Regions from separate parts of the Homo sapiens genome. Here region 2 is linked to region 1. The links are chromatin loops, found by intact Hi-C in ENCODE. Cell type or tissue: Calu3. All regions are shown on one strand.

Evidence for each region. Peaks named below come from ENCODE experiments on the same cell type or tissue, not always from the same donor. Only the 100,000 strongest peaks of a DNase experiment are listed, where the experiment ranks them.
Region 2: it touches region 1 in a loop (10-fold over the local background); 1 of 110 quality-filtered maps calls a loop at or near these places.

The regions. Positions count from the first base shown.
Region 1 is chr6:80,676,228-80,680,227 of GRCh38, forward strand. No RefSeq gene overlaps it. Among named protein-coding and RNA genes, the nearest start is that of BCKDHB, 570 kb to the left of the region's middle. In Calu3, no CTCF peak of the experiment used is centred here; no DNase peak of the experiment used is centred here.
Region 2 is chr6:80,621,368-80,625,367 of GRCh38, forward strand. All of the region lies in intron 2 of LOC112267962 (a long non-coding RNA gene), which reads left to right. Among named protein-coding and RNA genes, the nearest start is that of BCKDHB, 520 kb to the left of the region's middle. In Calu3, no CTCF peak of the experiment used is centred here; a DNase peak (open chromatin) is centred at 1,534.

The sequences.
Region 1 (4,000 bases):
TTCTATAAATGGCCAAATAGCAAGTATTTTACATTTTGTGAGCCATATGGTTTCTGTTGGAACTATTGAACTCTGCCACTATAGTATGAAAACAGCCATAAACAGTAAGATGAATGAATGTGGCTGTGTTCTAATAAATTTTTTATGGACATTGATGATTTGAATTTTGTATTATTTTGATGTGTCATAAAATATTCCTTTTTTGATTTTTTTTTCGCATCTAGAAAATGTAAAACTCATTTTCTTCCTGTCAGCTATATAAAAACCGTCAGTTGGTTGAATTGTTCCATGGGCTATAGCTTGCTGACTCCTGCCCAAGATATCTCAAGGATCAAATGATTGCTAAGTCATCACAGCTGTATTAGTCAGCAGGCAGGAGGAAGGGATGAAAAAACAGGGGGAAAAGGGCATATTACATGCTGGTTGGATTTTTAAGAAAAACTGCGAAAAGCTGCCACATGGCATTCCCACTTATATCTCATTGGCTAAACTTAGTGACATGGTCACACCTAGCTGCAAGGGAAGCTGGGATAAGTAGTAGACTTTACTGTGATCAGTTAAACTCCCTGGTTAAAAATTGTGAGTTCTCTCTCTGTAAAGAAAAGGTAAAACAAATGCTATGGGACAACCAGCAGGCTCTGGCATCCAGTGTACAGAGTTTAGGGGTGAAGGGGCAGAAGAACTGAGTTCACTAACTACATCATTGGACATGAATAAATGTGTCACTAAATTATCTTTTTGTCATAGAAAATAGATACAATGCCTACTTTGAGAACAGTATCCTATAAGCCTCCTCCTTGAGAGAAAAACAAAAATCAGAAACATTTTTTTTATAAATGGGAAACTTAAAGTAAACATGAAACAAATTATTTAACGCAAGTTTTTTCTTCTAGTTCTGTACATAAAGGCCCTATTCTGTGTGTCTACATAAACTGAATTTTTCATGCAATGAACATATCCCTTTAATTGTCAGACTTCTTAATCGTGTTTTGTAACTATCCACAATTATCTAAGCCATATTCTTAAACCTTGACTCTCATCTAAACTTGTCTGGATGTTGAAGTTGGTGAAACATGTGTCAGATAACCATAGTTAGTTATAAAACATGGCTCATTTAAGAAATGGTAATTGTTCATAAAGTTTGCCTCTTATCAGTCACTTCAAATATAAGCAAAAGTGAAATTACTGTGAGTTAAAAAAAAACCCAGTAACTTGACAATTTTTTCTTTCCTAGGACAAAGCCCTAATATTTTGCAATATCAGAAGCATTTAGTGCCCAGCATTCAAATGCCTCAGCCCAATATAATAACAATCCCAACTTAGGGGCCAGGTCTGTGTACAGGGAGCACCTGCCTCAAGTGCCTCTCATCCATCATTCTACTCTTCTGCCTCAGGGCTCTCTCCAGAGCTGTAGACCACAGTTTCATGCTGGTGCAGCCCACAGTGCAAGGGCAAACCCTCAAATAATGGTAAACAGGAATTAGTGGATAAGTGTTCCACCCTCCTAGATTTGGATGAAATATTCTGGGTTTTTTTTCTGTACTGATTTGAGAGTACAAAACATTTGAACTGCTGCTGCTGATGATAGTGACCCCAAGGATTCATTTGTTTTCTCCTACCTTGTCTCATTGTCCCTGCCTCCTCACTCTTGCTTCCTGGTATTATTCCCAGAAAAACTACATTTGCATTTCTAACAATTTCTTTTTTTAGGCAGAGACAGGAGTTTTATTATTACTCAAATCAGTCTCCCTGAGCATTTGGGGATCACAATTTTTAAGGACAACTTGGTGGAAGGTGGGGAAGCCGGTGAACTGAGAGTGCTGATTGGTCAGGTCAGAGATGAAATCATAGAGTCTTCTTGCACCAAGTCAGTTCCTGGGTGGGGACCATAAAAGCGGATGAGCCAGTTTATCAATCTGGGTGGTGCCAGTTGATCCATCAAATGCAGGGTCTGCAAAATGTCTCAAGCACTGGTCTTAGGTTTTACAATAGTGAATTTTATCCCCAGGAGCAATTTGGGGAGGGTCAGAATCTTGCAGCCTCTAGCTGCATGACTCCTAAACCATAATTTCTAAACTTTTGGCTAATTTGTTAGTCCTACAAAGGCAGTTGAGTCCAGGGTTTGTTTTGGGAAAGGGCTGTTATCGTCTTTGTTCTAAACTATAAACTAAGTTTCTCCCAAAGTTAGTTCAGCCTACGCCTAAGCATGAACAAGGACAGCTTGGAGGTTAGAAACAAGATGGAGTTGGTTAGGTCAGATCTCTTCCACTGTCTCAGTTATAATTTTGCCATGGCAGTTCAATCCCTTCCTTTGGGTTTTATACCACCCTAAATGTGCCTGATCTCATCTGCATTTCTAACCAATTTCTAGGTGATGTTTATTCTGTTGGTTCAGGGACCACACTCTAAGAACCACTGTAATAGTGTGCTTTAAGATTCAAGCAACACCTTGATGGGAATGGGATAGAATACCTAGGGACATGGTGGGACACAGGTTTATAAGCAACCCTCAGAAGGGAGTAACCTAAGGAGAAAATAAAAGGAGCATGAGTATTGTCTATTAAAGTAAGAAATAGAGACCCAAGATCCAGAACATCAATGTAAGCCTGAGCAGGCTAGTCAATGATTAAAGAACACAGATAGTGTAAACTCACATGGAGCCAATCGGTAACTAGATGCAGGGTCACACCTCAAGCCATAAGAAAACAAAAGCCATGATCAGGAAACCCACTGATAGACAGTGCAGGATTGAAGTCCAAGAGGTGTCTTTGTCTGTGTAACAGCTGGAACCCTAAAAATCAATGAGATGTGAGGGGCGCAGACCAATGCTACAATATCCAGATGTGGCTGGAATTAAATTATTACAGTGGCTTCTATTAGGTGCCTTCTTTTCTTCCTCCATTCCTCTCTGCCTTCCTTCCTTTCTTCAACAAATACTTGACATACTACTTGTTACTTGAGACTCCTGTGGATATTCAGAGAATTAATTTAACCTGATCCTCATATGTGTACTTCCTCACTTATCCCAATAGTCAGCATTCATTCACTTATTCATTAATTCATGGATATTGACTGAGTGCCTCCTAGGCAGCTGCCCTTGTTGAAGGCTAGAAATGCAGTCTCAGGGCTGAGGTGAGCTCAAGTCTCTTGAGGGTTTATGTTACTGTACAGGTTATAGTATGTGAAGTTGTCAAACTCTTCATCACGGTGTGTCAGGGTTTATCAGGCATCCCCCAAGATGTTTCACTAATACTGCTCTTAAACCGTCTCTTTCTTTCTCATAGCATTGACCTAGTTGCTGTGAATATTTTTCTTTTTAAATTGACAAATGAAGAGTACTGAGTTGATAAGTGTTAGAGTTAAAATGAAGTTAAAGTCTAGATTATTTTGTCTCAGGTAGCATTAGTTTTGACCTCCAAGCTTGCTACTTAGTTTGGCATTGTGATGGGACTGAGCCTCCTAGCCCCAATTTTCTCATCCATTGAAACAGGCTTGAATATCTCCCTATGGGGTTGTTTTAAGAATAAAATGAGGTGATGCATATAAAGTGTTTAGCAGAGCACCTAACACAAAGTACAGAACACTCAGATGAATGTCAGTTAATAGGAATTTGTATGGTCTCACATCAGAAATCCAGAACTGGAAGGCCCAGACTTTCAGTTCTCAGTCTGCTGGCTCTGTGTGTTGTCTTTCATCCCCAGCATGTTTGTTCCTTGTTGCAAGATGACTACTGCTGCTCAAGAACAGGACTCATGGAAAGACAAAAAGGGAGGGGATACTGAGTGAGAGGAACATCCTTGTGGATCTTGCTTTTTAAATCAGGGAGTGAAAATTGTTACCCAGAACATCTCTATGGAATCCCTTTTTGGCTCCTCTACTGGCAAATGAAGCTGGTAAATTGGACAGCTAGCATTATCAGATTGTCATGGGGAAGGTGACTAGTAGAACGGGGGAAGGAAATGGCATTTGCTTAGCAACACACAGTATTTGCCACATATGC
Region 2 (4,000 bases), 55 kb before region 1:
GTATGTACACATGTACACACATATATGTGTATGTACACATGTACACATATATGTAAACATGTGTATGTACACATGCATACATATATGTAAACATGTGTATGTATACATGTATACATATATGTAAACATGTGTATGTATACATGTATACATATATACATATATATGTATACATATATGTATGTGTATATATGTATACATATATGTATGTGTACATATGTATACATATATGTATGTGTACATATGTATACATATATGTATGTGTACATATATGTATGTATACACATATATGTATATGTATATATGTTTACATATATGTATATGTATATATGTATACATATATGTATATGTGTATATGTGTATATGTGTATATGTGTATATATGTATATATGTATATATGTATATGTGTATATATGTATATGTATATATGTATATGTGTATACATGTATATGTATGTGTATATATGTATATATGTGTATATGTGTATGTGTATACATGTATATGTATGTGTATATATGTATATATGTGTATATGTGTATATATGTATATATTTACACGTATATACATATATATACATGTACACGTATATACGTATATACATGTACACGTATATACATATATATACATATATACGTGTACATGTATATACATATATATACGTGTACATGTATATATTATATATATGTATATATAAATGTATGTGTATATATGTGTATGTATATATATGTATATATATGTATGTACATACACATATGATAGAACTCAAAGCTTAGTAAAAAATGCAAAATATGCCATTAACATGCCATTAATAATTAATAATTTTTCAAATAGTTTTTCCAGTTGAAAGGATAATACCTTTGATACATTTCTTCAAACAAAATATAGTTTTATTATTAGCTTCATGTATTTTTTACTTTGAAAAAATGTGGCTAGTAAGACATTTAAAATTAGACATTTCTGGGAGTGGATCAAGATGGTAGAATAGAAGCCTGCACCATTAGTCTCCCCCACAGGAACACCACATATTAATAACTATCTGCACACAGAAAAGCACTATCACAAGAACCAAAAATCAGGTGAGAAATAATCTGAAATCAAAAGTATGCGGTTTTAACTTCATGTCACTGAAAAAGACATTGAAGAGTGTAGGTACGAGAGAGAGTCTTGAATCACCAACACCACTTCCTTATCCCCCAGCAGTGGCTGCACTGCGCAGAGAGAGAATGTATCCTTCTGGGAGAGGGAGAGCACAATGACTGGGAGATTTTACGTTGAACTCAGTGCTGCCTTGTCACAGTGGAGAATAAAGCCATGCTGGGCTCAGCCAGCACCTGCTCATAGAGAGAGCATTTGGACCAGCCCTAGCCAGAAGGGAATTGCTCATCCCAATGGTCATAATTTGAGTTTCTCCACAAGCCTTGCCACTACAGGCCAAAGGGCTCTGTGGTCCTAGGTAAACTTGAAAGGCAGCCTAGGACAAAAGGACTGCAATTCCTAGGCAACTCCTAGTGCTAGTCTGGGCTTCGAGCCAGTGGACTAGGCTGGCATGTGACCTAGAGGGATACTAGCTAGGGCAACTAAGGGAGTGATTATGCCATCCCTCCCCCAACCCTAGGCAGTACACCTTGCAGCAACTAAAGTAACTCCTTCCTTCTGCTTAAGGAGGGCAGAGCAAAGAGTAAAGAGGACTTTGTCTTGCATCTTGGACACCAGCTTAGCCACAGTAGGATAGGTCAGTGGGCAGAGTTTTGAGGACCCCATTCCAGGCCCTCACTCATGGATGAAATTTCTAGACACACTCTGGATGAAAAGAAAACATGCTGCCTGGAAAGGAAAGACCCAGTCCTGGCAGGATTCACCACCTGCTGACTAAAGAGTCCTTGGCCCCTGAATAACCAGCAGCAATACCCAGGGACTATGCTGTGGGCCTTGGGCTCTGAGACATGCTGACTTTGGGAGTGATCAGCACATTCCCAGCTGTTGTGGCTACAGGGAGACACTGTTTCTGTTTGAGAAAAGCAGAGGGAAAAGTAAAGGAGACTTTGTCTTGCACCTTAGGTACCAGCTTGGCCACAGTGGGGTAGAGCAAAAATCAGGCTCTTGGGGTCCCCAAGTCCAAGCCTAGGCTCTTGGACCTGCCCTGGGGCAGAGGGGAGTCCACTACCCTAAAGAGTGAGTCCCAGGCCTCATAACATTCACCACAGCTGACTGAAGAGCCCTTGGGCTTTAAAGTAAACATCAGTGGTGGCCTGGCAGAACCCTCCATGGGCAAGTGGTGGTGGAGGCCACAGGGAGAGTCTTCTCTGCCTGTGGAAAGGGATGGGAAGAGCAGGCAGTACTTTGTATTGTGGTTGAGTACCAGCTTAATTGTAATAGAATAGAATGGCAGGCAAATTTCTAAGGTTTTTGACTGCAATCTATGGCTCTCAGATAGGATCTCTGAACCCACCTGTGACCTGGGGGAACTTACAGCCCTAAAGGGAAGGACACAAACCTGTTTGGCTTTACCACCTCCTGCTGATCATAGAGCCATAGGTCCTTGAGTGAACATAGATAGTAACCAAGTAGTGATTACAGTGAGCCCTGGGCAAGACAGAGTTCTATGCTGGGTTCAGGTCTGATCCAGCACAGTTCCAGTGGTGGTGGCCACAGGGGTGCTTGCATCACCACACTCCCAGTTCCAGGCAACTCAGCATAGAGGTAGAGACTCCCTTTGGGAGAAAGTAAGAAAAAGACAAGAGTCTCTGCTTTGTAATTTAGAGAATTCTGCAACTTATCCAGGACCACCAAAGAAGTACCTTTATGAGTCTGCAAAACCACATTGTTATTGGACTTGGGGTCCATGTCCCTTTGAGTACCTGGAATGTCTTCCCAAGAGGGATGGGCACAAACAAGCCTGGACTTTGAAGACTACAATAAATACCTAACTCTTCAATGCCCAGACACTGACAAATGTCTAAAAGCATGAAGACTATCCAGGAAAACATGACCTCACTAAGCAAACTAAATGAGGCACCAGAGATCAATCCTAGAGAAACAGAGATATGTGACCTTTCAGACAGAGAATTCAAAATAGCTGTTTTGAGGAAACTCAAGGAAATTCAAAATAACACAGAGAAGGAATTCAGAATTCTATCAGATAAATTTAACAATGATATGGAAATAATTAAAAAGAATCAAGCAGAAATTCTAGAGTTAAAAATGCAATTGACATACTGAAGAATGCATCAGAACCTCTTAATAGCAGAACTGGTCAAGCAAAGAAGTAATTAGTGAGTATCTCTGGACACACTTGGGGCCTGGGGGTACACGCAGCTCTGAAGGGAAGTGCACAAACATGGCTCTGAAGGGAAGCACACAAACCTACTTGGCATTACCAGCTATTTGAGAAGACAGGCTATTTGAAAATACATGGTCAGTGGAGACAAAAGAAAAAGGAATAAAAAAGAGTGAAGCACAACTACAAGATCTAGAAAATATCCTGCAAAGGACAAATGTAAGAGTTATTGGCCTTAAAAAGGAGGTAGAGAAAGAGAAAGTGGTAGAAAGTTTATTTAAAGAGATAATATCAGACAACTTCCTGAACCTAGAGAAAGATGTCAACATTCAAATAGAAGAACGTTATAGAACACCAAGCAGATTTGACCCAAAGAAGACTACCTGAAAGCACTCAACAATCAAACTTTCAAAGCTTAAGGATGAAGAAGGGAAACTAAAAGCAGCAAGAGAAAAAAACAAATAATATGCAATGCAGTTTTACTATGTCTGGCAGAATTTTCAATGGAAACTTTTCAGGCAAGGAGAGAGGGCATGATATATTTAAAGTGCTGAAAGAAAAATAATAAAGTCAGGGGATGGAGTTAAAGTGTAAGGTTTTTATCAGTTTTCTTTTTGTGTGTTTGTGGTCAGTGTTAAGTTATAATTAGTTTAAATAATAGGTTATAAGATAGTATTTTCAAGTCTCATGGTGACCTAGATTGAGCAACATATAATGGATACATAT